2 separate regions of the Homo sapiens genome follow, and region 2 is linked to region 1. A link is a loop called in an ENCODE intact Hi-C map of the cell type or tissue named here. Cell type or tissue: psoas muscle. All regions are shown on one strand. Links, peaks and the distances in the headings refer to the core of each region. The heading gives the core; the rest is flanking DNA.

The links. Peaks named below come from ENCODE experiments on the same cell type or tissue, not always from the same donor. Only the 100,000 strongest peaks of a DNase experiment are listed, where the experiment ranks them.
Region 2: a loop joins it to region 1, with 2.4 times the contacts of the local background. A loop is called at or near these places in 1 of 110 quality-filtered maps.

Annotation. Positions count from the first base shown.
Region 1 is chr11:115,182,073-115,187,072 of GRCh38, reverse strand. All of the region lies in intron 10 of CADM1 (cell adhesion molecule 1), which reads left to right. Among named protein-coding and RNA genes, the nearest start is that of CADM1-AS1, 210 kb to the left of the region's middle. In psoas muscle, for the core only: no CTCF peak of the experiment used is centred there; no DNase peak of the experiment used is centred there; H3K4me3 peaks cover 1,559 bases; H3K27ac peaks cover 4,031 bases.
Region 2 is chr11:114,788,109-114,805,662 of GRCh38, reverse strand. The region is part of intron 1 of LOC105369506 (a long non-coding RNA gene); the gene reads left to right. It also overlaps a transcript of NXPE2 not described here. Among named protein-coding and RNA genes, the nearest start is that of NXPE2, 120 kb to the right of the region's middle. In psoas muscle, for the core only: no CTCF peak of the experiment used is centred there; a DNase peak (open chromatin) is centred at 8,172; H3K4me3 peaks cover 495 bases; H3K27ac peaks cover 3,696 bases.

The sequences.
Region 1 (5,000 bases), core at 1-5,000:
TTTGTAACTTAGAAAGCTCTTTCACACATATTACTTCGTTTGATCTTTATTCATTCAACAAAATTATTTGAGATCCTTGTGCTGGGCTCTGGGCTGGGCACCAGGGATGCTGCAGTGAACAAGACCAACAGGAGCTGGAGCTGCCATGGCGTCCAGGAGCCAGGGCCCCTGCTCTCCTACCGCGACACCCTACTGAGGGAGACAGACCCAAAACACGAGTTAATCTTGGACAGTGACAAATGCTGTGAAACAATAAAACCGGATAAAGTGGAAGTGAGGGCTGGGGCTGGAAGAAGGTGGAGGTCAGTTTAGAAAAGTTTACCAGGGAAGGCCATTGGGACAGGAAGACCCAGATAGATGAGAATGAGCCAGATAATAGAAGATTTTCATGAAAATCTCCTGAGATTGTTAAGGAAGGGCTCTTGGTCTCCATTTATAAATGAGGAAACTGGGACCCAAACGGCTAAACGGTTTGCTTAGGAGACAGTGAGAAGCGAAGCATGGGTCTTCCTGGCTCTAGAGGAAATAGAGGACTTTGGTTTGCAGGGGCCACCTTTCCCCCTATGAAATCCACAGCTTCCTGTGTGCTGGAGCCTTTGGTAATCCTCTTGACCCTTTTCAATTCACTGTGCGCACCCGGGGAATGAGGGAAAAGTCAGGCTCTCTGCAGCCCATCAGGCATAGAGCAATGTGCTGACTAACCTGGGAAGATTTTTTTTCCCAGCATCAAATCAAGCTCTTTCTCCTCAAAGAAGACCTAAACTCTGCTTCAGTAGTTTAGTACTGTTGTCCCACTGATTCCCCTAAATTATGGGATCAGTTTCCCCTGGGAGGTGACCCTAAGTGCCATGGGAAAGTGATGGCTGGAAAAGGTTAAACCACATCAATTCCCTTTTAAAACTGAGTTTCATACAAGGCAGTAGACTGAAGAAATCACATTGGGTCCATGCCAGCTCACCCACGACTTCCCCACGATGTGTTTGAACTGCATCCTGCTGCTGGTCTTTCTCATAATCCAACATGCTCCTGTTTCCACCGTGGGAAGGGAGGAGACCATCAAACGGGAACTTTTCTTCCAAAGTTAAAAAGTTGGCAGGCCACGGTGAGTGTGAATTCTAGTTCTACAGGTTGGACACTGCTTTGGGGTGACTTCACCATATTCATTAATCCATCCTCCTCACACCCCCAAATGCCTGAGGTCCACTGAAGCATCTTTCTCCAGAGAGAGATTCTAGTGGGAAATGTATGTTTGGAAATACTCGACAACTGTCCTGTTTATCAGGCGTATATTCCTTTAAGGGAAACTCTGGTGTCATCCTCAGTGCCTTCCTGTTGCTTAAAATGGAAAAGATGATCACATTTCTAAATCTGTGCTATCATGAGATGAACAGAGTGGACTCAAGCACGACTTCTGGTGTCTCTGGCGGTGTTAAATGCCTTGGGAGAAATCTTGCATCCTGTTGGATCAAGTCATTTCCACTCATGGTTAAATTAACTAAATCAAGGAATTTGAGAGGGGAAAAAATCAACAAGAAAAAACCCAAAACACTTGTTTTCATATTTAGCTACAATAGTATTTAATATCCTGATACTCAAATGGTACACCCGAATCGAAACCTGAATCAGACGGCCTTCACCTGCCAGGCCCACAGCCTTGACCTTCATAAAGGACAGCTAAGCCATTAGTTACACAGTTTGTCAATTCTGTATAAATGAAAAGAACTTGGTGACTTCAACTCAGTAAGTGTTTATTGGGCATCTTACCATGTGTGGGCAATGCTGAGTATGCAGTACCACGCTTACCCCTAACGAACTGGTAATTATTTGCCTTGGGTCGGTGATAAGAACTGGAAAAGCCCTCCTTAGGCTCTAATACAGGAGATTTGAATTTGGCAAACACCAGGTCCCTATGATACTCCAAGCCCTGAGCCAAATAGGCACTTTCATTTGGCTCAGGAAATGAAAACAGTGGCCTCTCAAAGTGACCCTGTGAAGTACGTAATTGTACTCAGTGGCTCAGAGTGCCTCATTGACCTGCCTGAAGTCACAGAGAAAAGTAATGAAGCTCAAGTTCTGTCCCAGAAATGACAGCAAGTCCAGTGCTCTTTCCAATGGACCATGCAGGAGATGAGCTCCTAGCTCGTCCCCTGTTCAGGCCTGTTTCTGGAAAGCAATGTAGCCAGTGATAGTCTAAGAGAGCCCTGAGTCCTGATCATTTGAGTAGTGACAAGGTACAGCCAAAATCTGTGTGCAGTACTTCTAATTTAAATGAACACATACTGAGCTCTGGGTGGCACCATGAGGATGATCACTGCAGTTTTCCTTTAAGTAGCTTAACATAGCTCCTTTGAAACGTTAGTATAGATGCAGTTACATTGCTAGAATTGAATGCAGCTGACGTGTAGTAGTAGATGCCTGGGATGCTATATGGGAGTCTTCATGATTTTCTTGCTTTACGTTTATTCCTTCTCGTCCACTTTCTAAGAAGACAGAAAAGAAAGGTTATGCTGCATAAAGGCTAGTGTGCTCCAATATATATTAACATCTTAATGGGAAAGCTGTGCATGTACTGTATACATTTACTACTCTCTGACAAGAGGGAATTAAATGTCAGAAGGATTTGTAGCATCTATAATTGAATTGGTGCTGAGAAAAGCAAATCTTAAAGAAGAATAACATATTAGGATTAGCAAATAATGTGGCATTTTGTCAGCGCATGCCATTCAGTTTGTTCCCCTTCAGTAATAAAGTTGTGCTTTTTAAAATGCACACTTATTTTTGTTGCCATGGACGGGAGCTACAATAGATGATGAGAATGGGTAGCTACATTTTTCAGATGGTGCCAGGTTTTCTTAAGTGTCATTTTTTTTTTAGGTCAGATTATGGTTTTGCTTCAGATTTGGGAAATCCACTACCAGGCTTTTTCTTTCTTCCTAGCAAGAAGTAACAAATGACATCATAGTCACTAAGCTTTCTCTGAAATAGACTAATCCCTACAACCCTAGGAAGCTGGAGGCAGCATTTCCATTACAAACACCGATTCTGAGAGTTTGTAATTAAACTGACTTGTCCAGCAAGATCTCCACCCAGGAAAGGAACTAAAACTGAGCCACGTGACAGAACTGTTGCAAAAAAGTCCGCAACAATTCTTTTCCTCCAGTCATCCACGGATGGGGGAAGCACAGAACGCTGAGCATCTGAACTGTCCCTAAACAGAAGTAGGAAGACTAATACCGTTAGAACCTCCCCATGGCTTAAACGTAAAAATGAGAGCTGAGGTAGTTTATGACCTATGAAAAGAGTTAAAGTGTGCGTTTAAGCGCCATGTTGCTAAATGTGCCTTACAGCCTGAGCCAGGGATGTTTGAGATGTGAGGGTGACCCAGTGCAATGTGGCTGTCATGCCTCATGCTGCATACTTTATTGTGTATCATTGTGTCACCCTTCACTCCTTCTCAGAGGTAGAAATCTTGGTGTCCTTTTGGCAAAAAGACTGACCTTGGACTCTGTGTAGCCGAGGGCTTCAGGGTGGGCAGGCAGCAGTTGCAGTGAAGGTTCTGCTCAGTGAGTCCTTCTGCCAAAGTCCCTATTTGCCAGGAGCTTGTCTAGGATGTACTAGCCACTCTCCAGTTATCCATGGATCCCCACTTTGGCAGCAGAGCCTTCTAGGCTTATCACAGATCCATGATTATGGCATTTGCATGGCGGTTTATGCTACACATCTCATGCCAGGTGGTAAAGTAGCCATAGAAACCAGGATCTCTTGCAGAGCCCTGTTTAATACAGGCAGCATGGCTGCCAGAGTGCTGCGTTTAAGACGACTCTGGCAAGGAGTTTGAGGAATGAAAACAAGTAGAGAAAGAAAAGTCTCCTAGAAGGAGGGGAAAGGAGACTGAAGTTCCACTAGCAGTCACCTTTCTTGTCACGCCCTGGGGAACTACTGCCTTTAGAACTTCCCCTTCTTATTGCCCATGAGGAATGGATCGGGCCAGGTCAACTGGCCCAAGGTAAAGAAATCTGAGCAGTTTGGGGCATCACTCTTGGGAGTTTCTTTGAGATTTCTCTGTCCCGCAATTTCTAAGATGCTAAAGCGAGCCCAGGGTTGTTGAAGCTGTGACCCAAGCAGTAGTGGCCAACTTAACATTCTGCAAGCAGCTGGTAAACTCTCACCTGGAGCCAAGTTGTTTCAGCTTTTTGCCAAAAGAAAAGCTAACTCACGAATACTAAACACCTCATGATTTATCTGTCACACTTAGAGCCATGGAAGTGGCTGCGGGATGGGACACGACAGGCAGGGAGGGTTGTACCACAACTGTGAGCTGTCAGGAACACCTCCCTGCAACTGCTGCCTGCCCGCCCTGAAGCCCTCGACTACAGAGTCCAAGGTCAGTCTTTTTGCCAAAAGGACACCAAGCTTTCTACCTCTGAGGAGGAGTGAAGGGTGACACAGCGATACACAATAACCTTTACAGGGTTCATCTGCAAGTCAGAATCATTCAAGGACTAGGCCTAATTCACCTGAGGTCACATGTGAAATAATTTGGATGAGATTCTTAACTCCAGTTGAACTGTGTTATGCAATCATGCTTGGTTCACTGAGGCTGGAATAACCTTTATGCTGGAACCATTCACCAAGCAAAAACATGGCTTTACTTTTCAGGATGATGGGGCAGGGCTTAGTCCCAGAAAAGAAACACTCTTACACTTGTTACTAGTAAGAGGAACACTTGTAGCCTCTTAGGGAACAAGAAAACATGGCTTTCTAAACCGAAGTGATGTCCATATGCCTGAGCATCAGGCATGTTTAAAAGTGCTTTCCACTCCCACATTTATTTTTCAATTGACAAGCTAGGGGCAGCTGTAGAATCTGCCTCTGGTTTCGTTGCCTGCCCGATTCAGAAAATGAGCCGGGAATCTGAAGAGAATGTCCCCAGGAAAGCCAGCACTTCATGGGACCTGAAGAAGGGGTCTGCACCCTGCAGGACCAGGATCTGTGGCTCA
Region 2 (17,554 bases), core at 5,914-10,913, 390 kb after region 1:
CTCGGCAATGGCAGGCGCCCCTCCCCCAACCTCGCTGCCACCTTGCAGTTTGATCTCAGACTGCTGTGCTAGCACTGAGCGAGACGCCGTGGGCGTAGGACCCTCTGAGCCAGGTGTGGGATATAATCTCCTGGTATGCCATTTTTAAAGCTGGTTGGAAAAGCTTCAGTATTAGGGTAGGAGTGACCCGATTTTCCAGGTGGTGTCTGTCACCCCTTTCTTTGACTAGGAAAGGGAATTCCCTGACCCCTTGTGCTTCCCGGGTGAGGCGATGCCTTGCCCTGCTTCGGCTCGTGCATGGTGCGCTGCACCCACTGTCCTGCACCTACTGTCTGGCACTCCCCAGTGAGATGAACCCAGTACCTCAGTTGGAAATGCAGAAATCACCCATCTTCTGCGTGGCTCATGCTGGGAGCTGTAGACCAGAGCTGTTCCTATCTCCCTCCCTACCTTTTTTAAAAAAAAAAAAAACTCCTTGTGGTCCCAAAAAGTAACCCAAGGTTACTTGTTTAGCCTGTGGGAGAGATCCTGGGAATCACTGAGAAAGCTTCATTTTGTCTTACATTTAAGGAGTGAGCTCTGATTGTACCTAATCTGACTACCTCCTTAGCAGCTACAAGAGAGAAATCTTCCTTAGACCCCCACTCCAAAGAAGAAGAAGATAGAAATATACTCTAAAGAGAAAACATCCCCTGGGAGTTTCATAAGGGAAATTACATTTTCAAATTCCTTCAGCATCCATGAATCTAATCCATAGGATCTGGATAGTAGTCTACAGAGTGTGGAGTTTGCCAAGATCTGTGGTTCTTTCCATCTGAAGCCTTTGTTCAGGAAGCCCTGGTCTTCCTCCTCCAGCCACATCTCAGGTCTGGGGCATTTTCCTACAAGGACACAACAATATTAAACTTTGTTAAAGAAGGAAGAAGAGCTACAAAGCAACTCACTCAGTAATTTTCTTGCTGACCCCAATCTAAGCTGGTTCTTATTCCTTATCTTGATTCTACTATGTAGACAAAAATGAAGACTTCTCTCTAAGACCAATCATTTTAAGGGGCAAATAAAAAGTGACAATGCAAATACACTCACACAAAAACAAAAGAAATAACACCCAAACCCAAAATGAACAGAAACCAAAAACCAGCCTCTGCACTCATAAAATGTGATTGCTTTATGGTGAACAGACAGTCCACAATGAATGGCAAGTTAATTGTCTATTGATGTTGTCCTCTTCAGCCTCTTGGTAGGCAAGGATTTGATCATTTCATGTTCCTTAAAGATAAGACTGCAGACCATAGAATCTAGCTGGAGATGATAACACAGTTTCCTGAGTGAAGGCTATAAAGGGACAAAACCATAGACCTTGGCAAATCCCAGAGCAAATCTCTTAACCTTGAGGCCACACTCTCCAGTACAGACTATGGGAATAGGGAGCAGAGGGAAATGGAGTGGTTAGAAATCTTCCCTGATACTTGATGAGCTTCCTTTGGGAAAGTTAAAAGGGAGTACCTTTAAACAACAACCTGACTGAGCAGTCTTAGAGGCTGCAGACTGCAGTCAGGTGCATTGCAGGGACAGCCTGTTGAATACCTTTGAAACTGCCCTTTTGTAGAGTAGATATAGAGGAGGACTGCTATGGTCTGAATGTTTTGTTCCCCCATAACTCATATTTTGAAGCCTAATTCTCAATGTTACAGTTTTAAATGGAGGACCTTTGGGGGGTGATTAGATCATGAGGATGGAGCCCTCATGAATGAGATTAGTGCCCTTATACAAGAGACCTGAGGGGGGCGGGCATGGTGGCTCATGCCTGTAATCGCAGCATTTTGGGAGGCCGAGGTGGGCGGATCACGAGGTCTGGAGTTTGAGACCATCCTGGCCAACATGGTGAAACTCCATCTCTACTGAAAAAATACAAAAAATGAGTCAGGCGTGGTGGCACACACCTGTAGTCCCAGCTACTCGGGAGGCTGAGGCAGGAGAATTGCTTGAACCCAGGAGGTGGAGGTTGCAGTGAACCCAGATTGTGCCACTGTGCTCCAGCCTGGCAACAGAGTGAGACTCCATCTCAAAAAAAAAAAGAGAGAGAGAGAGACCTGAGGGAGTTTGTTTGCCTCTTCTACCTTTTAATGACACAGCTATAAGGCACCATCTATGAGGAAAAGAACCCTCACCAGATACCACCAGTGCCTTGGTCTCAGGCTTCTCAGCCTCCAGAACTGTGAGAAATAAATTTCTGCTGTTTATAAGTTACCCAGTCTAAGGTATCTTGTTATAGCCACCAGAACAGACTAATACAGCGACTGAAGTGTGCATCTTAAATAGGCCAACTGTCACTATTATAAAATGTGCTATCCACATCCTCATTTTTTAGTTAGTAAGTTCGGGTTGTCAGTTTTTCTTAGTCCCCTGAAGTGTGTAGGTTTAGAAATAAATTCTTTCATTATTTTTTCTGCACAGGGGTAAAACAAATGGGAACAGGCCCAGGCTGGAATCAAAAAGGCAATTACTGAGTGTACAGAACAATTGACAAAGGCCGTGTGGCCCCTGCCTCTGGCCTTGGCTGAGCCTGTTGCAGGCAGGAGAGCGCTGAGTAGACAGGTTGGTGGAGAAGCAGTCGTCTGATCTTCCTTGAGAGATGCTGATCTCACACCCTGGGGACCTGCGGGCCCTGCTTCACCACGGCCTCTCTGTAAACACATCACCCCTGGAATCAGATGGTTTCATGTCTGCAGAAGGTTCCTAATTCTCCGTTTTTTTTTAATTATCTTTTTTATTTCCATGACTCATTTTACTTTCCAGTATAATTGTTGAGTACATCAATCTCAACTTTAGATAAGCAAAAGTGTATTTATTTAAACTTGATTAAAGATATCAAACAAGAGGAAGAACTAAAACCCCACGGCATCATGTCATGTCATACTGTACTTGGAGATATAGACAGACACATCAAGTTTACAATTAGGAATTAGACTCAAATTTCAAAAGGCTGCGTATCACAGGTGTTGATATGCAGTGAACAAAGAAAAAAATAATTATTAAAAAAAATAAAAGACTGTCTAGCTCAATGATTCCATCAGCAACTGCAAGTGTGCTACTTTCCTCTAATAAGAAAGTCCACGCTAGACCCCAGGAAGCACATAACCAGGCTGGGCCAATCAACTGTGTTATTCTGTTCTCCTGGCCTGTGACTGGTTCCAAGGATGGGCTTGTGACCCAAACCCGGACAAATCAGTGATCTTCTGTAGGATATTTCACACTTAAGTTGGGAGGAAGACTTTTTCTAAGATGAAATTCAGAGCTGCCTGTGGCTATGTTTCCTTCAAATAGAAAAATTCTGTAATGAAGACTACAGATGGAATTAGACTGAGTTGAAAGATTGACGGGGAGAGACAGTGAGGGAGAACCCAGAGTGGCAAAGAAAGACGGCAGCACTCCAATGGCACTGTAGACCCTGAGTGTTGTTGTCCCTGAGGTCAGACCCACTCTTGCCAAATCTGGGTTGTTTATTGGGCTAATGAATTGCCTTTTATTCCAGGATCGTCCTCTTCTAAATGACGTTTAAATCTTGGCATCCCCAAGGTTCAGTCCCAAGCCATTTTCTTGTCTTTATCTATTCACTCTCTTGGTGATCTCATCTAGTCTCATGGTTTTAAATACCACTTATGTTGATGGCTTGTAAATTTATAAGTGTAGCCCTTACCTCTACACCCATAGATCTGGCTGCCTGATCAACAATGCCTCTCCGCTGTCTGGTAGTCATTTTGATCTGACTTGTCCAACACAACACTCATCCCTCTCCTCTCCTCTCTGCCCCTACCCCCTAACCTGGGCTTTCCCATCTCAGTAAATAGTACCACCAATTGCATATTTCATGGTTCAGTCCAGAAACCTGACTCGTCCCTATTTTGCACCTCCAACATCCAATCTATCACCAAATCCTGCTGGTTTTTCCTCTAAAATAAATCTCCCATCTGCCTACTCCTTTTCTTCTCCTTTTCTTCACATCCTGGTCTATCACAACAGCTTCCTAACTGGTCTCCTTGCTTTTACTCTTGACAACCTATAACATATTCTCCAACTCCACGCAGCACATAGGGCACTCTTTTAAGAATCTGAATGAGTTAATGCCATTCCCATGCTTAACTTTCTACAATTGCTTTTACAATAATTAATAAAATCCAGGCTTCTTATCATGGTCTACAAGACTCTATGATCTGTCCCCTGTCCATCTCTCCAACTCATCTTCTTCCTTCATTAAGTCTTCTTTCCTTGAAACTGTCAAATTTGCTGTCTGCCTTAAGGCCTTGCATTTGCTCATCTCTGCCCAGAATGTTTGCACAACTGGTTTCTTTTCATCATTCCAATGCCTCAGAGAAGACTTCTCTCTCCCCTAAATCTAAGTTATCTCTGATTCTTTAGTAACAATCTATATACTAGGTTAAGTATCTTATCACAATCTGATATTCTCTTTTCCTTTTTTCTTTATATTTTCTCTCTTTCTACTAGAATGTAAGCACCATAAAACAAGGGACTTTGTGTTTTCACTACTGTTAACCTCAGCATCTAGAATAGCTTCTGGCAAAGAGAAGTGCTCAGTGTTTGTTGAATGAATAAAAGTCATATAGCTGGGTTTCTCTCATTTGCAAATAAAGGAGATCGCAAGAGCTACAAAATAGTTTCTTATAATTTCACATACTAATCAGTAATTGTCATAGTTTAGAACTTAATAGATTATAAAGTTGTGTTGAATGCTGTAACAGTAGCAACAACAGCAGCAACAATGATACTTGTTTATTGAGCATTTACTACATTCTAGACACAAGATTTTTGCATTAGTCAGATTTAATCCCCACAGAAATCCTGTGAGGTGGGTATCTTTATCTTCTTTTAAACAGTGTTATAAACAGACCAAGAGAGATTACACAATTTGTCCAAGATTACACAGTAAGTAAAATTGGTGGGCTTTGAACTTGAACTTGGGAGTTCTGATTCCAATGTCAGTATTTATTCATGACATCACACTATCTCTGGAAAGTAAATATAATGCTAGAATATGAAAGATAAATATTTAACAAATTCAACACTCTACTTCTTACTAGGTACGAGGTTTGCAGATATCTTGCTAGATAGAAACTTCACTGCTAACAACAACAGCATAAAATACGACTCAAAAGGCACTTTACAGGAAAAGCAAAAAAAATCAGTTTAACAAACAGTTTGAATAATCAAAGAATGTCAAGAGTCTAACCTTCGCTACTACCTTACATTTTATTGTAGCGTAGCTTTAGAAGAAACAAAAATATCTGCTCAAGCATCTCACAGTGATGTTGAGACATTATAAAGGCATTTTGAGTAAGAAAAATTATATCATGTGCATGTGAGGTTTAATTATTTTTAGATTGGTTAACCCCTTATTCCCAGAGACAAATGTCAGCTCATCCAAGAAGCTTGCAATTTTGGGGGTAAAGATGCTGTTTGTTCTGTACTGCTGTGAACTAATAAGAATTGTTCCCATAAGTAGGACCAATGAAAATAATTTTAAACCTACGAACATTTGGAAGAATGTTGGAAAGAAATAGAAGGATCTAGGCACAATTGCATTGGATCCAAATAGCCGGAAGTCACAGACCAAGAAGCTTGTGTTATATTTCCTTAGAAACACTACCTAGAAAGAAAGAGGGAGAGGGAGGAGGGAGACAGAGGAAGAAGGAGAGAAAACGGATGAAGACGGGAGGGAGGGAGTGCAGAGAGAAGGAAGGATAAAGAGAAAGAGAAAAGGAAGAAAGGGAGGGAGGGTGAGATGAAGGGAGGGAGGGGAACTGTTAACACCGCCGGTCATGAGATGAACTCTCTAGGCTTGTCATTCCGGAGCCCTTTGTCCTCTCAATGTGTATAGATGCTCCCTCTGGCTGCAGATTCCTCTGTTGAAGCTCTGGCACTGAGGCTTGCCTCACACTTCCTTGTTGCTGTTTAAACGGGTGCAGCCTCTGCTCTCCCCCTTCTGCCTCACAGGCCTGGAAGAATGATTGTAAGCAGTGCACAGAACACATCGGCAAGTCTCCTTCCCACCCAGGGGGTCTCCTTGTCGGGCTGACTGCTGCTTTGTCTTGATTTGGAATCTCTCTGTTTCCTCCTTGGCTCCTTCTCCCCTCAAAGTGCCCACTGGCTTATAATGGTCACACTTCATCACCATCTCATTTATCTGTGGGCCTGCCTCCTCAGGACCACTCCATTCTCTGATATATTTGATGAAACTCTTATTTTCCTTAACTCTTCTCCAAACGATAACTCAGCCAGCATTTTTGCCAACCTTATCTTTTCCCAGCAGTCTTAACTGATGCCACCAATTTTTTTTTTTTTTTTTTTTTTTTGCTTCATTGCCTCTCATCTTCTCCATTTGTAGGACAGATGTTTCCTTTTCTTCTTATTAATTATCACAAATACCCAAATAAAACCTAAAGATAGACTAACTTATTTTCTCTTCTCTATCAATAGGAATTAAAGAACTATTATCTGTTCCCTCCTGTTACTAAGGAAATCCTTAGGTAGAAAAATAAAAATAAAAACACTGAAATTACCCATTTATTTAATTGCAAGGCACTTGCTTTCATAAGCCACATTTTCACTGCTGAGAACATTCTGATTTGGCAACAAAAGGCAAAAGCTACTTCTAGTGAGAGCGGCAAGGAGTCCACGCCTGCTATACGACAGTGTGGAGAAAGCGCGTGAGGCAGCTTTCACGGCTCTCCACCTTTGAGGGAGGGGCAGCCAGGAGGTGCAGACAGAACCCGGGCCTGGGAAGGTACAGATTGAAAGAGATGGACACAGTCAAGACAGGAAGATCAAGGGACTAGATGAAATGTTAACAAAGACTAGAGCAACACAAAGAAACTTAGAGACAGGGGCAAACTGGAGAGCCATGAAAGAGATATGGTTTATTAACTATGAAAAGTAGCAAAAGGCAGAAAAAGAAAGAGTCCCGGCCGGGTGCAGTGGCTCACGCCTGTAATCCCAGCACTTTGGGAGGCCAAGGCGGGAGGATCACGAGGTCAGGAGTTCAAGACCAGCCTGACCAACAGGGTGAAACCCCGTCTGTACTAAAAATACAAAAATTAGCCAGGCATGGTGGCATGTGCCTGTAATCCCAGCTACTGAGGAGGCTGAGGCAGAAGAATCACTTGAACCCTAGAGGCAGAGATTGCAGTGAGCTAAGATTGCTGCACTCCAGCCTGGGTGTCAGAGCAAGACTCTGGAAAGAAGAAAAGGGAAGGGAAGGGAGAAAAGAAAGAAACAGAGGGAAGGAGGAGCCCAAAGAGAGAAAGAGATGAAGATTACAGGGCAGGTCATTAAAAGTTTGTCCAATTTTCCTGGGGACAGTAGCTGCAATTCAGGTAACTGTTACCTGTTGGTGACAGAAATTTTGGGGTTTTTGTGCTGCCATTTATCATTAAAAATCTCAGAGCTAAATACACAAGATTCAAATATTGCTTGACATTTTCCTAGTGAAATAGGTTTTTATTAAAACACAAATGTATGTTAGAGCAGTATTCTCTTTTAGATATATATATAAATAAGGGAAATATAAGCAGAAGCAAGACCTAAAGAAATAGAAGGATCTGGGCACAATTGCAGTCTGATAGCCAATTTAACTTCGGTTTAGATTGTTTCTCAGTTTAACCATGGTTTCTACACAGACAGACAAAATATTGGCTGTTTCAGACATCAAAGAGGAGATCCGAGCCTTGGCCCAGAAGCAATTACTTTAAGTGACTTGTCTAGTTCTGACACTAGCTGCTCAAGGATGTGGGCCTCAGAACTTCACATGAAGATTGTTTTAGTATGAAAATCTTCAACCACAGTATTATAATATAAGCATTATTCGTCCCAAAGTTCACGGACACCATCTAATAAAGTTGCTGGAATGAAATGTCTTCCCTGTCTTATGGCTCACTTGAAAGGTTCATGGAATTCATTTAGCTCTGGCACAGCAAATAGATTTCATCTCAAGAGCAAACTCTGGTTAATAGATGGTAGCTGCCAGGGAAGCTCTGCTGAGACAACATGTGTTGAGAATGAGTGTGTGCTTGGAGGGAAAGGGTGCTGAGCCTGAGGAGCTCCACGTGCCATAAATACAGGAGGGAGGGGTGCCAAAATGCCTGCTGTGAACTGAGGACCTCGTGACCTGGCGGAAGCTACCTTACTAACCCTTATTTAAGCATCTCCTTGAGAAGTCTGAGGCTGTTCTGCTGGGCTGTGGGCCCAGAAGGAGAGAAAATAGAAGAAGGTGGGGTGTCAGCTAAAAGAGACACGGTAGGCCACCTCCTGGTTTCCACTAAACTCTCGTTTCACCTTTCTAATTTCATGTCAGTTTATTTCAAGAGCAGTTCCAGGAAGTTAAGAGGAGGGACACTGTCTGCTGTATGCTAGGCACTTGGGATATAGTGATTAATGTGACATTATCCAGCTCCCATGGAACCCATAGCCTAGTTGGGTGAGGAGGGAGATCAGTCACATCAAGATTTATTTTAATACACCGTGAGTCATGCGATACTGAATACCAGTCTCCTACAGGAAACCTTTCCATGACCCATTGCTTCCTGCCTAAAGGCCAACTTTCTTATTGTGGCACACGGATCCCTATTAACACAGATTCCGTTTACATCTCCAGCTTTCTGTGCTTCATCTATACTGAACTTTTTAAAATTTTCCAAACAAATCATATTTCAGTCCCCTGCAGACTCACCATACTTTTCCATCTGCCTGGAAAACTTTAACTCCTTTCCCACCAGTGCTCTGCCTAACCTGCTCAACAGCTCTTAGCCTTCCTCCAGCAATTCCAATGGTACACATCTCACACAGCACTTTGCTCATCTGAGCACTCATCACTCTATGTTGGGATTGGTTAGTTACATGTCTGTTTCTGCCTATAGACTGTTTGGTCTGTGAAGGCAGGGACCAGGAATGTGTTCATCTTTACATTCCCAGAAAGCAGCAGAAAGCCTGGCACTCATTAGGTTCTTGTGGGATATTTGCTAGATAAGTAAATCAACAGAAATTGTATTCAAGTGGGTGATTCACTATGCCTTTGGTTTACTATTATTACATATTGGACACAGAAAGGGGGTTGCAAGAGATTTTTTTTTGAATTTCAGAGGAAACAGTTAACCACTTTATCTCAGTAGCTTCTACATGTGTCTAAGGGTATCACTCTAGGTCTTTCTCTGATACTTATTTTCAGTTTCTAAGCTCCAAGGTTTTAGCTATAATAATATACATAAAAGTTTACTCCTCCCATGGATATTTGAAATTAAAACTTGGTTTTGGAAAATAAAAAATTCTTCAAGGACTGAATAAAGAGCAACAATAATTAATATGCGAACAGAGCTTTAAGATTTATACTACAAGCCCAGACCCCATCATTATGCAATATATCAGTGTAACAAATCTCTACATGTATACCCTGAATCTAAAATAAATTTTTTAAATGCAAAAAGCTTTTATGTTATTTTTATTTGCTTCCTACAATAAACTGGGGCTCAGAAAGCTTGAGAATCTGCCCAGCAAACAGATTGGACAGAACAAGGCATCAAAGATGGTGTATCTTTTAAATCCAAGTCCTATGTCCTTTCTCCTACAACACCACAGTTTCCCATGGCTGATAGGGGAATTCTAGGTACTGAATAGGAGTGTGAGAGAGCTGTTTTGGGATAGGGTGGATCTACCTGGTACCAGGCAAATCATACCATATAAGCAACTTCCTCCTCTACCCACGGTGAACCTATCCCTGGGGAGAAGTTATGGCCTTAGCCCCTTTTGAAAATTCATTAGTGAATTCCAGGGTTTGGTCCTAGGCTGGCTGAGCAGACTTAGGTGCTATCATTGCAGTCTTTCACCCTAAGTTGAATGTAAGACATGCACAGGTGCATGGTGGCCAGAGATAGATAGAACAATTTGCCAGCAAGGGCACCATCCTAACTGGAAAAGAGTGGTTTCCCTCAGGGGTTGTGTTGAATGCCAACTGATGAGTGGACATGAACTCATGTCCTGGCAGGGTGGAGTCTCTCCAGGATGTGAATGCTATTATCAGAATACCAAAGCAAGGATGGGCAACAGGGACTAAACAGACGGGGAGAGATGAATAAAGAGTTAATCCAAAGTTGGAAACTGGGTATCATGCATTCAAGGACCAAATGAAGTTGTATAGGCAGGATCCTATTGTGTTAGGATTATTTTGGAAAGTTGAAACCCCATAACCCTGAAAGAGATCTGTTTTGAGCCAAGCCTTGGAGAGCTGACTGGGAAACCAGTTGAGGAATAGGGAAGCTGAATGCAGGAGGGTAGCCAATCCCTACTGAAAAATGAATCCCATCTCTGAAATTCCTAGAGTCTTTCCCTGTGCTCATCTGCAAAGTCTAGATCCAGCCTTCCTTCACATCCCTTCTCCAACCACTTGCAAACTGGGAAGGCTTTCTCTTGCTTCCTTCACCTCCCAGGATTGTCAATATACAGAGGCGTGCTATTTATCTCTGTCACTCAGCCTTCTCCTACCTTAGGGCAAAAACTACCATTGATTACAGACCTACCCAATTAAAGCTTCAGAACACTTAAGTTAGCAATTATTATTAGCCACAAAATGCTGGAAATTGTTTTTTAGGCATCATCTTGTTGTTTACTCTGACAGGTTCCCATTGAGCTTTCTCTGAACTATTCTGTGAGTTGGAAGGATAGTTCCAAAGCAGTTAATTTGCCTCCTGAGCTTTCATGGTTCACAGCTGAGAATGAGTTACTCCTCAGGATGGGGTTGGGGGGGGCGGGGGTGCAATTCATCCATCCCCTTGCCTGAAGGAAGACTATGATTATGTAAACTAAGAAGGCAGAAGACTTGGGAAGAATAGAACACAAAGATCCCCTAATTTAAAGATTCCCCATGAGTGGGAATTTCCTATTCTATGATAGGAACATTTGGAGGTCAAATTCCTCCCTGCAGTAGTAGCTGCATACAGAACAGACAGATTGCACCTACAGCACAGCCTTTACTGTGGTCCCTGCAGCCAAACTTCTATGTTTCATCTGATACCTGTTTATTTTTCAAGCCTGGTTCTCCAGCTTGGATTCTGCAAGTCTGATAGCTTTGCAATAAAGATAAGATAGTCTAGTTGGTTTCTATTGCTTCTTGCCTGGTGTGGTAGGTACACATTCACACCCAGTATACTGAGCACTCAGGACATGCCACAAGATGATCTGGAAGTGAAGGGGCACCTAATTCATCATGATTGGGCCAACTAAATGTCCCCAGAGGCCACACTAAGCTGAATCTTGAAAAATATTATTGCAATATGAACAAGCAGGGGGAAGGGTGCTTCATCTAGAATGAGAGCCAAGAAGTGAAAGAGAATATGGTCTGATGAAGCAACTGAAAAGTTTTTGGTAACTGCTGAGCATAGAGTTCACAGGAGAAGTGGCTGGAAATGAGGCTGGGGAAGTGGACAGGAAGTGTGAACTTTGTTCTGAAGATGATGGAGAGCCGACGGGAGAGACTCAGCAGGAAGTGCTAAATTAGATTTGTGCTTTGTCTGGCACATGTATGGGGGGATCACGGGAAGGAGCTGAGGCAGGAGACAGGCAGGTATCTCAGAGCAATAATCCCAACAGGAAATGATGAGACTATGTGTAGGACTATAGCACTTGCCAGGTAAAGTGGGATTCAGGCAAAGGTAAAGCCAAAGAAACCGATTCTGATTGAAAGAGACAGTAAATTGCAATGGTGATAGAAATTAGCATAGGTGCCCTGCAGAGAAATATTGGGTCTGTGAAGGTGAGATATATGAAAGGCTGAGCTGAACGAAATTCTCTTAAAATAACATCCTTCTCTTTCAGTGATTCTGTGTTCACATATGTATATATCCTTCAGTTCTCTCTTCAAAATTTCCCCATCTCCATGCTCATCACCATCTGGCCTTTCGCTCCTCATTTCCCCAACCCATACAAAGACAGTCTGTGCTTTACCTTCAACATGCAACCTGCAATTTATCCCTGCAGTTTACTACCCAATCTTCTCTGCTCTGCTCTTCCCAAAGCTTCCCATCGCAGAAGGCCAGGTTAAGCCACAAGCCTTTCACAAAGCCTTCCCTGATGGCTCCAGACAACCCTCCCTCTCGCTGGGTTTTCTATCATATCTACAGTCAGTTCCAAACAATAAATAGCTTACTAAATATACTGCCTTACTGTTTTCTTACCCAAGAAAATGACAGATTTTTAACTTGTGGACAAGGGCCTTGTCTTCTATGTCTTTTGTTTAGTCTGTGAAATTTTGCCTGGGAGAGAAAAAAAAAGTGGTAGTAACACAGAAAATAGAGTAGAAAATATAATTTGCATTTACAATACAATGATTGGGGCCCTATCCAAGGTACCACAACTGAAGGAAAATTGAAGCAATCAGCTATCGTCTAAAGCAGACATAGGAGGAAAAATTGAACTTAGAGATGTTTTGCAAATTTCAAGAGAAACATGCATGATGTGGTATTTAGAGAACTGTCATGTGATGGATGGATGTGGACCTGTTCTGTATCACTAGTGTGTAAAACCAGGGCAATGGATAAAAATTATAAGAGGGTTTTCAGCTCAACATAAAGAGGTGCTTTTTAAAATCACAGCTGTGCAAAGGTGAAGCAGGATATGCTAAGAGGTTGTAAGTTCCTTTTTACCGCAGACATTCAAGCAGAAGCTTTAGAACCAATAGTAAGTGGTGTCAATGCAGGGTAGTGGTTAGAGCATAGACTTTGTTTTCTAAGCTATAAAATGAGAATAATAATATCTACCTCACAGAACTGATGTCAGGACTAAATGAGATAACATACGTAAAGTGTTTAGCAGAATCAATTAATGGCAGCTCTTGTTATTTTGAAATAATTGATATAAGAGGATTTGCACACCAAATGGGGGAAGCATCAAGTTAGATGTTTTTGAAGCCTCTCCCAAATCCAACTGTCTATAATTGTAAGATAATGAGTACTTACTGGTGAACTTGGATTTATAGAAATGGTATATCATCTGTGGATGGCTGGTATCACATGGCTTCTACTTCCCTTGAGGATTACAGTGATCATTTTGGCCCCAGAGCAGCAGTAAGAGAAGAATCACCAGAAAGACACTAGATCTAGAAGAGCTGATTTGTAGCTGGGAGCAGAGAGTTATTAAAAGATAAATACAGGCAGGAAATTAGAAATTAAGTTTACCAAGTCAAAAATGTAAAGTCAGGAATAGATGGGGGGTCAGAGTCCAGACTAGTAAGACACAGATTAAAGGGCATATAGAAATAAGAGTTTGCAGGAGGCCAAATGTAAAACCCAAGGAGACAGCTCTGATGGAGTCATCAGCAATCATTATGATAAAAATTTTAATACGGGGCAAGAACTGCTTCACCAAGGGCTGAATGACACATTCCCTGGTGGAACGGGGCTCTGAGTACCCCTTTTTAAATCTGCCAAAGGCACCCCTATGGGGAGGGGGCCCATGGAACTTTACAAAGCCATTATATCCCAATCCTGTACCTGCATATGGAGCTGCTCAGCACGTATCTTAGTTATTTCTTTTTTTCTTTTTTTTGAGACGGAGTCTCACTCAGTCGCCCAGCCTGGAGTGCAGTGGTGCGATCTCGGCTCACTGCAAGCTCCGCCTCCCGGGTTCATGACATTCTCCTGCCTCAGCCTCCCGAGTAGCTGTGACTACAGGCGCCCACCACCATGCCCGGCTAATTTTTTGTATTTTGTTTAGTAGAGACAGGGTTTCACCGTGTTAGCCAGATGGTCTCGATCTCCTGACCTCGTGATCCGCCCGCCTCGGCCTCCCAAAGTGCTGGGATTACAGGCGTGAGCCACCGCGCCTGACATCTTTACTTCTTCATCCCAGGCTGCTGGCACCAAGTGTGAATTTCTTCTCCCACTGCTGTTTCTCCAGTTCACCCTTGGTGGCAACTCATCTGCTGTTCCCATCTTTGCTTCAATTTTACTTTCACCCTACCTTATCCATTCTTTCATTCATACTAGCTTTGGTAACGTGCTTCCTCTCCCCAGGGTCTGATCTTGACTCAATCTCTGCTTTTGTTTCTCCACTGCCATATCAGCACTGATATCTTGAAAGGGCATGACCTGCTATTCTGCCTGAATTACAACTACCAGTCCAGAGGCACAGAGATCTCTGTACGCACCCTGTGACTAGGTAAGGGGCCAGGAGACAACTGTGGTGGAATACCACTTCTACTGGCTTTCCATAACTCCTGGGTGGCCCGGCTTCCTCATGGCAGCTTCCCCAGAGGGGTCTTATTTCAACTAAAAGAATAGTTTGGGCATATACAGAACATGGACCTTTATCTTCCACAACCACCAACAGCAAAGCATTTTAAAGAGTCTGTAAGAACACATGGGAACCCTGTTAATAGCCCAAGGTTCAATTCCACCCTTCTCTCACCCTTTTTTTTTTTTTCAAACGGAATCATTCTGTTGTCAACTTTGGTGAGAGTTAGCTGTGTTTGACTGAAGCAGTAATTTGACAAGAGGTGTCTTCGCTGTCACTCAAATTGTGGAATAGAGCTCTTAGCATATGCAGGGTTTGTTCTCTCTGCCACCTCCATCTCCTCTTTGTGAAACTCTCTCTGCCTTCCCCTTGGAGATACGCCTCCTTAAAGATTAAGAGGAAAAAAAAAAACACCCAATCCTAGAGGTCAGGAGGGCATGTGCTTAAATCTACAATGAGTTGGTGTCTAAGATTCAAGATGAGTTTTAATCCCTGGGGGACTCTTCAGGGACAGGGAGGGGGAAGATATCATGACATAGGGAGCAGCATGGGTTCTGTTGGCAAAGGCTCCTTCCTTTTTTCATAAATCAACCCCAATGATTTAATTCCTCATAGAGGATGATGAATGAAAAGCTTCGAGACCTGGCACAAAGCTGGGCTTGGTGCAGGACCAAGATTGCTAAAATGTCTGCCTGACTTGTCCCCATGGTTGAGGAGCAGGGAGGACTCCTGGGTGCACTTCTGGCCCTGACTGCTGCTCAGGCCACCAGAGACTATGGACAGACATGTCAAATTCCAGACATTCTGGGAAATTGGGGATAGCGAAAATCTGGGTTTTGTGCTGATAAAACCTCGTGATTGGGAGTATGAGTTTTAGAATCAGAGGCACCTGGAATTGTAGCTTGTAATCTTCAGCAAGGTGTGTAACTTCTCCTTCTATAAAATGGGGATGAAATACCTATCTTAGAGTGCTAAGTAAATGATAGCTGTTATTATGAGTATAGTGTGCGTCTTCCCAAATGTACCTTTGGCTTCTTACAGAAGGACAACTGTAGGGTCTGACATTAGGGTTTATTTAGGAACTATGCTAACCAGAGAGAGAAACAGGAAATGGAAAGAGAATGTGTCTATTGACCCTTGTTTGGAATTGTAATCCTTTCTGGGGTCTTGTCCTCCTTATTGCTTAGCTGAGCCCTATTAGGCCCTATACTCCTGAGTCAAGATGAGCTTTAATGCCAGAGGGGGCTCTTCAGAGACAGCGAGGGGCAAGATATCTTGACACAGGGAGCAGCAGGGCTTATTGTAAGTGCGTAAGTCCCCTGGTGGGGAAGTTGAGGAGCTTGTGCATATCTGACTCAGAGAAGTCCTTGAGTTCATTGTAGGGAATTCCCTGCATGGCCTTCTCTGAATTCGTCCATCAGCAAACATTTGAGTACAGCAGCATGCCTGCCAGGTGGCTCCGGGCAGAGGAATACAAAGATGAACAAGATGCAACCCCTGCTTTTGAGGGCTTGACCCAGAGGGGAGTAATGAAACAGATGAGTAAATTAATAGCAAGGATGTCATGTGAGGAGAGTAATAATGGAGATAAGTGGAGCGAGTGTGTCATGGGAAAAAGGAGAGGGATGCCTGGCTTTACCAAGGCCGCCTCAAGAGGCCGGCCCTTCAGGGTTCACTGAAGCCCCCCAGATGTGAAGCCTTTCTGAGCCAACTAACCCTCTTTTCCCATCCCACTGCCCCATTGTACCACCCATCTCAGCATTTAAATATTTTGTTTCTCTGATGTTTATTTTTTATCTCCTGGACCATCAGTAAATGAGGATTAAACTGAATGAGATGATGTTTATAAAGTGCCTGGTACAAAGCTGTGTTCAATAAATGCTGGTTTTCTTTTATTCCTTTCCTCTGTAAGGGTAGTGTCTATGCTAGAGAGTGGGTTGAAGCATAGGAAATAACCATTTTTGTAGGTGTAAAATAGTTGAATATTACTAATTTCATATGGTTTGAGTTCATATTTTTATACATGTGCTTTATATATCTTTTTAATGGACAAATAAAAAGTTATATATAGTTATGGTATAAACATGGTATTTCAATATACGTATACCAAGGGAGTACTAAATGGAATGGCTAAACCAAGCTAATTAACATATGCATTACCTCACATAGCTATTTTTTGTGGTAAGAAAACTTAAAATCTACTCTCTTAGCAATCTTCAAGTATACAATGTATTGTTGTTAACCATAGTCACCATGATGTACAATAGATCTTTTGAACTTATTTTTCCTGTCTGTCAAGTTAATATTTTGTTCATTGACCCAGAGTTGATTCATGGCTTAATTGATTTAGCATAGAAGAAAGCATTTCTTATTGGCAAAGACTGAGGGAAAATGAGAGGCCTTGCTCTGTCTATTTGGCATGATTTTGAACACCACCTACTTGCTAGGCACTTTACAAGGAACCAGTGGTGTAAAAATAGAAGGTCCCTGCCCTCAAGGAGATGACAATCGAAGGAAGTGACAGGCAAGAAAAGTTCTAATTTAATATGATGATTCGTGATGCAGAAATCCACACAATGTACTATGGAAACACAAGAAGGGGTGATAAAGAGCTCACCCTAAAGAAGGTCAGGCAAAGCTTCACAGACAATGGACCTGAACCAGAGCCTGCAGAGGCATCTTTCCCAAAGCCAGGCATTCCAGGCAAAGGGAAGAACAAAGTCAGAGGGACACGAGAGGCAGCACATGGCAGTTTCCGGGGACCAGTGGGCCAGTGTCTCCAAAACAAATATGAAATTGGGAATGCAAGTATCCTCATCCATATCTTTAGGAAGAAACCCATGCCTCTAACTGGAGAGATACTGGTGGTCCTTCTTGCTGGGAATATGAACAGGATTTTCTCTGGGGGCCGTCTCCCCAGAGATGATGTTCGGCTGCTCCTTTGGGCCACAGGCGTGTGCCCTTCCTCCAGCAGTGTCTGCAATGGTCCCAGGCCCATGTCCAGCCTGAGGCTCCACTTGGCTCCTCTGACCATGGCCCTGCTTGTCAGTGACTGGAATTTCTCAGCCTTCCACATGGCTGGTCCTCTCCTCTACCCTCCCATTAACTGCAAGCAATAAGCTCAGCTCTGCCACAAAAGGGGCTGTTTCTTTGTCCTTCTTCTCATGGCCGTGTTGAAAGGCTGATGCTGGGGGCAGCAGCTCTATTGATGTTATTGATGCTTCCATGGGTGGGGGAGGTAGAGGACTGATGTTGTTCTGTT